2 separate regions of the Homo sapiens genome follow, and region 1 is linked to region 2. A link is an interaction called in ENCODE POLR2A ChIA-PET data of the cell type or tissue named here. Cell type or tissue: HCT116. All regions are shown on one strand. Links, peaks and the distances in the headings refer to the core of each region. The heading gives the core; the rest is flanking DNA. Region 1 overlaps LINC02901 (long intergenic non-protein coding RNA 2901). Region 2 overlaps SYTL3 (synaptotagmin like 3).

Region 1 (4,388 bases), core at 141-4,140, 170 kb before region 2:
CTTGAGGTCAGGAGTTTGAGACCAGCCTGACCAACATGATGAAACTCCATCTCTACTAAAAATACAAAATTAGCCAGGTGTAGTGGCACGTGCCTGTAATCCCAGCTACTCAGGAGGCTGAGGCAGGAGAATCACTTGAACCCATGAGGCAGAGACTGCAGTGAGCCAAGATTGCGCCATTGCACTCCAGCCTGGGCAAAAAGAGCAAAACTCTGTCTCAAAAAAAGAAAAAAGAAAAAATAATAATATAAGTTGACTTCTCATAGTTCTGGTGTCTGGGAAGTCTAAGATCAAGGCACCAGCAGATGCCAAGATGGCACCTTGCTGCTGCGTCCTCACATGGTTGAAGGGACAAAGGCTGTATCTTCATATGGTGTAAAGGGAAAAAGGGCAAAGGGGCCCTTGAGCTTCTTTGATAAGGGCACTAATCCCACTCATGAGAGCAGAGCACTCATGACTTAATCACTTCCCCAAAAGCCCCACCTCTTAAACCTATCCCATTGGGTATTAGCTTTTAGTGTATCAACTTTGGAGGGACACAAACATTCAAACCATAGCCCCTCACATTGAACAGCTGAAGGCTGGTCAAATACAGTATGGCACATGCATAAAATGCAAAATTATGCAGACTTTAAAAAATCTATAGTAGAGAAGGTAGAGCACAATTCATGCCCTTGCTGGAACATCAAATTTTAACAACTGTCTGCTTGCAAAAAAGCACCGTCACAAGAACCAAAAGTCAGGTAAGCGATCACAGTACCTGGTTTTAACCTCATATCGCTAAAAGGGCCATTGAAGAGGCTCAGAGAGACAGTCTTGAATCACTGACGCCACCCCTCTCCCACCCCCGGCAGCAGCCATATGGAACAGAGAGATGATCTGTGCACTTTGGGAAAGGGAGAGCACAGCAACTAGGGGACTTCACACTGAACTCAGTGCTGCCATGTCACAGAAGAGAATAAAGCTGCGCTGGACTCAGCCAGTGCCTGTGCATGGAGGGAACATTTGCACCAGCCCTAGCCAGGGGGGAACTGCCCATCCCAACGGCTGGAACCTGAGTTTCTCGGCAGGCTCCACCACCGTGGGCTGAAGTGCTCTGTGCTCCTAGGTACCACCTAGGCCACAGTGAGGTAGAGCAACAAGCAGGCTCCTGGAGTCTCCAAGTCCAAGCCTAGGCGCTTGGACATTTCTGGACCTGCCCTGGGCCAGAGGGGTACCCACTGCCCTGAAGGGTGAGTCCCAGGCCTGGTAACATTCACCACAAGCTGACAGATGAGTCCTTGGGCTTTAGGTGAACATCAGCGGTTGCCTGGCAGAACCCACTGTGGACCAGTGGTGGTGGTGGCCACATGGAGAGGCTCCTCTCCCTGTGGAAAGGGCAGGGAAACGTGAGAAGGACTTTGTATTGTGGTTTGAGTGCCAGCTTAGCCACAGTAGACTAGAACATCAAGTAAATTGCTAAGGTTTTTTATTGCTATCCCTGGCTCCCAGACAGCATCTCTGGACATGCCCAGGGCCTGGGGGAACTCGCTGCCCTGAAGGGAAGGGTCTTGGGAAGGCCCGGTGCTGTGCTGACTTCAGGTCTGACCCAGTGCAGTCCCAGTGGTGATGGCCACGGGGGTGCTTGCATCACCACACTCCCAATTCCAAGTGGCTCATCACAGAGTGAGAAACCCATGTGTTTGGCAAAAAATAAGGGAAAAGAAGAAGAGTCTCTGCCTGGTAATCCAGAGAATTTTTCTGGATTTTATCCAGGACCACCAAGGTGGGATCTTTCTGAGTCTGCAAAAACAACTACATTATTGGGCTTGGGGCCTAAGTCCCTTCAAATAACTGGGAAGCCTTCCCAAGGAGGATGGGCACAAACAAGCCCAGATTGTGAAGACTACAATAAATACCTAATTCTCCAATGCAGACACCAACGAACATCTGCAAGCATCTGCACCATCCAGGAAAACACAACCTCCCCACATGAACTATGTAAGTCAGCAGGGACCAATCCTGAATAAACAGAGAAATATGACCTTAAAGACAGAATTCAAAATAGCTGTTTTGAGGAAACAAAGAAATTCAAAATAACACAGAGAAGGAATTCAGAATTCTATCAGATAAATTTAACAAAGAGAATGAAATAATTTAAAAGAATCGAGAAATTCTAGAGTTGAAAAATGCAATTGACATGCTGAAGAATGCGTCCGTCTCTTAATAGCAGAATTGATCAAGCAGAAGAATTAGTGAGCTTGAAGACAGGCTATTTGAAAATACACAGTCAGATAACACAGAGACAAAAGAAAACAGAATAAAAGGCCAGTTGCAGTGGCTCCTGCCTGTAATCCCAGCACTTTGGGAGGCCGAGGTGGGCGGATCATGAGGTCAAGAGTTTGAGACTAGCCTGGCCAACATGGTGAAACTCCATCTCTACTAAAAATACAAAAATTAGCCGGGGGCATGGTGGCACATGCCTGTAGTTCCAGCTACTCCGGAGGCTGAGGCAGGGGGATCGCTTGAACCTGGGAGGCGGAGGTTGCAGTGAGCTGAGATCGTGCCACTGCACTCCAGCCTGGGTGACAGAGTGAGACTCTGTCTCAAAAAAAAAAAAAAGAATAAAAACAATGAGGCATGCCTACCAGATCTAGAAAATAGCCTCAAAAGGGCAAATCTGTTATAGGCCTTGAAGAGGAGGTAGAGGAAGAGCTAGTGGTAGAATGTTTATTCAAAGGGATAGTATCAGAGAACTTCCCAAACCTACAGAAAGAACATTCAAATACAAGAAGGTTACAGAACACCAAGCAGATTTAACCAAAAGAAGACTACTTCAAGGTATTTAATAATCTAACTCCCAAAGATCAAGGATAAAGAAAGGATCCTAAAAGAAGCAAGAAAAACAAACAAACAACAACTACAAAAAAAAAAACAGTAACATACAGTGGAGCTCCAGTCTGGCAGCAGACTTTTCAGTGGAAACATTACAGGTCAGGGGAGAATGGCATGACATATTTAAAGTGCTAAAGGAAAAAAAAATTTTTTTTTTTGAGATGGAGTCTCACTGTGTTGCCCAGGCTGGAGTGCAGTGGTGCGATCTCGGCTCACTGCCAGCTCCACCTCCCAGGTTCACGCCATTCTCCTGCCTCAGCCTCCCGAGTAGCTGAGACTACAGACACCCGCCACCACGCCCGGCTAATTTTTTTTTTGTATTTTTTTTTAGTAGAGACGGGGTTTCGCCATGTTAGCCAGGATGGTCTCAATCTCCTGACCTCGTGATCTGCCCACCTCGGCCTCCCAAAGTGCTGGGATTACAGGCATGAGCCACTGCACCTGGCCAGGAAAAATTTTTTATAATAGTATATCCAGTGAAAATATCCTTCGAGCATGAAGGAGAAGTAAAGACATTCACAGACAAACAAAAGCTGAGGGATTACATCAACACCATACTTGTCCTGTAACAAATGCTAAAGGGATTTCTTCAATCAAAAAAGACATTAATGAGCAAAAGGAATCATCTGAAGGTACAAAACTCACTGGGAATAGTAGGCACATAGAAAAACAGAATAATATAACGCTGAAATTGTGATGCATAAACTACTCATCTTAAGTAGAAAGACCAAATGATGAACCAATCAAAAATAACTACAACTTTTCAAGGCATAGACAGTACAATAAGCCATAAAGGAAAATAACAAAAAGTTAAAAAGCAGGGGGATGGCCAGGCATGGGGGCTCACACCTGTAATCCCAGCACTTTGGGAGGCCGAGGCAGGCAGATCTCGATGTCAGGAGGTCGAGACCAGCCTGGACAACACAGTGAAACCCCATCTCTACTAAAAATACAAAAAGTAGCCAGGTATGGTGGCGGGCACCTGTAATCCTAGTTACTCAGGAGGCTGAGGCAGGAGAATCATTTGAACCCAGAAGGCAGAAGTTGCAGCAAGCCAAGATCGCAGCACCGCACACCAGCCTGGGCAACCGTGCAAGACTCTGTCTCAAAAAAAAAAAAAAAAAAAAAGCAGGGGGATGAAGTTAAACTGTAGAGTTTTTCTTTTTTTTTTTTTGAGATGGAGTCTCGCTCTGTCACCCAGGCTGGAATGCAGTGGCATGATCTCGGCTCACTGCAACCTCCACCTCCCAGGTTCAAGCGATTCTCCAGCCTCAGCCTCCTGAGTAGCTGGGATTACAGGCACATGCCACCACACCTGGCTAATTTTTGTATTTTTAGTAGAGACGAAGTTTCACCATGTTGGCCAGGATGGTCTTGAACTCCTGACCTCGTGATCCACCCACCTCAGCCTCCCAAAGTGATGGGATTACAGGCGTGAGCCACCGTGCCCAGCCTAAACTGTAGAGTTTATATTAGTATTTATTTGCATGTTTGTTTATGCAGTAAGTGTTGTC
Region 2 (4,388 bases), core at 238-4,237:
AACTGAGGTTGGGCCACTGCACTCAAGCCTTGGTGACAGAGCAAGACTCTATCTCAAAAAATAAAAAATAAAAAAAGTATAGACAATAGAGAATAAAGGAAAAGAGAAAGTTGCTTGTGAAAGGACTTAGAAAAGTAATAATATTTCCAAATAAGGAAGGGGCATAGGCTGCGAGCTGTATGTGCCTGTGAACATATTCAGCACAAATATCTTCATTCAAGTACAAGAACACAGAACGTACTTATTTCTCTATATCTAACAGCTACATAGGATAGGGCTTAACAAAGAGTTATTAGCACAAAGCAAGGAGGCTTGAAGGAAGTTAGTTTTTAAAAGAAATTATTATTTTTAACATTATTATTATTACCAGAAAGGAAACTGAAAAGGAAACTTTTTACTTTCTACAATTCCCTCCTTTTGATTTTACAGTGTTTTTTTTTTTTTTCTTTTTAAACTTTTAAAACATGTTTTGGCTTAGCTGTTTTGCTTGAGTTTTTAAAAGAAAGAGTTTTTTTGGTTGATGAAATGCCAGGGTAAAAGGGATAGCCAATTGAACTACAGCATAAGTACTGCTTTAATTATTTGGCAGAGTGTCTAGTAAAGGTTTTTTACAATACTAACATACGTTCACTTGGAGATGAATAAGGGTGGACTGATGGGTTAGCTCTTGGAAGTGCCTGACGTTACTGCATCCTATTAAGTCTTTAAGGTACGCCAAATTTTTCCTTCGTCATTGGAGACACGAGGTAAAACTGGTCTTGGAAGATGGAGGCTGGATGGCCCTTGAGGGCTGACCTGCAGGGTACTGCACTTTAGGAAATAGCAGAGAGAGTCTGGCACAGTTTACTATCCTAGGCTGTGGGATTTTGAAAAGGACCTACTATGCAGTCTACGTCTTGTCGATTAGAGGACTGTCCGAGTGGAAAGGGGACAAGCTGGGCCTCTGGCCTACCGTGCGCACACGCGTAACAGTCGCTTTTATTTAGAGTGCGGATGGAATATTTAATCCATTTTAGCCAGGCATTTATATTTTGATACCTTGTCTTCATTGCTATCGTTTGCCTTAGGTTTTTCACCTTTACTATAGAGACTTCAGTCTTGTCCTTGTGCTTGGGAGGAGTGATTGATGGAGTGGTTGAAGGAGATTGACAACTAGAAGGAGTAATTCTTTTGGTGAAATGGATATATGGATTTAAGGACTGACAAAGACCTATGGAAGCAGTCTATTTTAAACCTTTAGTGTTGTATAGGACATTAGACTAAGCAGAACATAGAGATTTTGTTTCAGAAGGACAAGAGTCTGATTTTTACTAATACAGCTACTATTCTCTGGATTACTAGTATTCTTAAAGGAACTTACTATGTCTTCCTAATTTGAGGAAGTCCAAGAGGGACAGAGATATTTTTCTGAAGTAGTAAGCTGTTTTTGGTTATGTAAATCTTTATAAGGCATAATTAAACAGGCATTAAAAGTAATAACTTGAGGTGAGTTAGATTTAGTTATGTTGGCCAGGCACGGTGGCTCACGCCTGTAATCCCAGCACTTTGGAAGGCCAAGGTGGGTGGATCATGAGGTCAGGAGATCAAGATCATCCTGGCTAACACGGTGAAACCCCGTCTCTACTAAAAATACAAAAAATTAGCCAGGCATGGTGGCGGGCGCCTGTAGTCCTAGCTACTTGGGAGGCTGAGGCAGGAGAATGGCGTGAACCCGGGAGGCAGAACTTGCAGTGAGCTGAGATTGCACCCCTGCACTCCAGCCTGGGTGACAGAGCGAGACACCATCTCAACAACAACGACAACAAAAATTAGTTATAAGATGGGAAGTAAAGGGAAGAAAAGAAAAAGAGAGATAACTTTGGAACAATGGCCCATGATTCTGAAGGTGATGATGCTTTTTTGACTTGGGTATGATGTGTCCATCCTTTTTTTGCTGTGCAAAGGCAGTCTTGGTGGTTAGCAGCACAAGGTAGGGTCCTTCCTAGGCTAGCTTGAGTTTTTTTTCTTTTTATTTTTTGATGAGGACGTGGTCCCCAGGGTGGTGCTGTTGTGCTGGAAATTCTAGGGGTAGGACCTGTGCTAAAAGACTTTTAGTTTTTTTGTTTTGTTTTTTTTTGAGATGGAGTTTTGTTCTGTGGCCCAGGCTGGAGTACAATAGTGTGATCTCGGCTCACTGCAACCTCCGCCTCCCGGGTTCAAGCTATTCTCCTGCCTCAGCCTCCCGAGTAGCTGGGATTACAGGCGCCCGCCACCATGCCCGGCTAATTTTTTGTATTTTTAGTAGAGACATGGTTTCACTTTGTTGGCCAGGATGGTCTCGATCTCCTGACCTCGTGATCCACCTGCCTCAGCCTCCCAAAGTGCTGGGATTACAGGCGTGAGCCACCACGCCCGGCCCGAATATCTTTTTTACTACTGGAGGTTTGTGTGATGTTTAATCTCCCCCCTAATGGGGACTTTTCACCTCTTTTTAACCCTTAAGACATCCTGACTAAGGAATACTTCACCGCCCCACCCCGACCCGCCCCCTGGCGGCTTTTCTTTCTTCAGTCCTAAGGAATGCTTTACCGCCCCTGCGGTTTCTCTTACCTAGGTATGTCCTAACCAAGGAATGCTTTACCGCCCCGCAGCTTTTCTTTCCTTAGTCCTGACCACCAAGGAAATATTTTACCAGCTCCTCCGGTATTTCCTTCCTTGTCTTATGCATGAGGTTACCTGGCCCGCGTGGTATGTGAGGACCCTGCACTCCAGGTTACTGGCTGCTTTCTTTCCGCGTTGCTGAGAGTCCAGGTTTATTCGTCACACAGGGTGGGTCTCGATTCCTTACCCCAGAGGCCACCGCAACGAGGCAGTGGGGCGCCTCCTCATGAGAGAGGACTAGAGACCGCCCCTGGAGGAGTGTATCCCCGTACGGGCCACCATTTTGTTATAAGTAAAATGTTTATTTAGAAACAGAATGCTTGTTCCTTACTACTATAAGGAAAAATTAGCATTTAGACAAAAAGTTTTTTTAGCAGGGCAATTTTACTTTCTGCAGAAAGGGTGCTCCTTACAGATGGAACAATGACGACAGCACACCTGAACAATGGAGGGAAGCAATTTTTATCCTTTACGCAGCTTGTCCCCGCTGCTGTGTTTTGTCTCCATTGGCTGGAGCCAGACCTTACAATCTAAAACCTGACTGGCTAATAATTTAAAACTTTTAAAAATAGGTATAGGCAATAGAGAACAAAGGAAAAGAGGAAGTTGCTTGCAAAAGGACTTAGAAAAGTAGTATTTCCAAATAAGGAAGGGGCATAGGCTGCAAGCTGGAATGTGCCTGTGAGCATATTCAGCACAAATATCTTGGTTAAAGTACAAGGACACAGAATGTACTTATTCCTTTGTATCTAACAGCTACATAGGATAGGGCTTAACAAAGAGTTATGAGCACAAAGCAAGGAGGCTTGAAGAAAGTCTTTAAAAGAAATTATTATTTTTAACATTTATTATTATCCTTTAACAAAAAAAAGGAAACTTTAAAAAAAAAACGTTGGCCGGGTGCAGTAGCTTATATATGTAATCCCAGCACTTTGGGAGGCCAAGGCGAGCGGATCACAAGGTCAGGAGATCAAGACCATCCTGGCTAACACGGTGAAACCCTGTCTCTACTAAAAATACAAAAGATTAGCCGGGCGTGGTGGCGGGCGCCTGTAGTCCCAGCTACTCAGGAGGCTGAGGCAGGAGAATGGCGTGAACCAGAGAGGCGGAGCTTGCAGTGAGCTGAGATCGCACCACTAAACTCCAGCCTACGTGACAAAGCGAGACTCTGTCTCAAAAAAAAAAAAAAAAAAGAAAAAGAAAGTAAAGTACAGTACACTTGGAAAGGGGCTAAGCAGGCAGCTTGAAAGATCCAAGTATCCACATGTTGAAATGTAATTGCCAATGTGATAGTATGAAGAGGTGGGGCCTCTGGGAACTGAATAAGTCATGAGGGTGGGGCTCTAGTGAATGGGATTCAGGCCTTTATAAGAGGCTGCACACAGCACTGGACCCTCTTGCCCTTCCATCCTTTTCACCATGTGAGGAAGAGACTTAGAGCCATCTATGAGGAGCAGACCACTAGACACCAGTCCTGTCCATGCCTTGAGATCCTGAACTTCCCAGTGTCTAGGACCATGAAAAATAAATTTCTATTGTTTATAAATTACCCAGCCTGTGATATTTTGTTACAGCAACATGGATGGACTAACACAAGTGTTAATTGAAGCATTATGGCCCCTCACCCAAGAATCCACCTATTATACCATGCGTCACAATTCTAGGCAAAAAAGTAAACACTCAATGTTTTTTGTTTATTTGTTTTTTGAGACAGAGTCTCGCTCTGTCGCCCAGGCTGGAGTGCAGTG

The links. ChIA-PET counts read pairs that join two places held together with the same protein. Peaks named below come from ENCODE experiments on the same cell type or tissue, not always from the same donor. Only the 100,000 strongest peaks of a DNase experiment are listed, where the experiment ranks them.
Region 1: POLR2A ChIA-PET joins it to region 2 with 6 read pairs; 2 of 35 experiments call an interaction of 5 or more read pairs at or near these places.

The regions. Positions count from the first base shown.
Region 1 is chr6:158,898,356-158,902,743 of GRCh38, reverse strand. The region is part of intron 2 of LINC02901 (long intergenic non-protein coding RNA 2901); the gene reads right to left. Among named protein-coding and RNA genes, the nearest start is that of LINC02901, 31 kb to the right of the region's middle. In HCT116, for the core only: no CTCF peak of the experiment used is centred there; no DNase peak of the experiment used is centred there.
Region 2 is chr6:158,729,012-158,733,399 of GRCh38, reverse strand. The region is part of intron 11 of SYTL3 (synaptotagmin like 3); the gene reads right to left. Among named protein-coding and RNA genes, the nearest start is that of MIR3918, 34 kb to the left of the region's middle. RefSeq lists enhancers at 2,040-3,239, 2,819-3,319. In HCT116, for the core only: no CTCF peak of the experiment used is centred there; DNase peaks (open chromatin) are centred at 2,669 and 3,968; H3K4me3 peaks cover 453 bases; H3K27ac peaks cover 4,000 bases.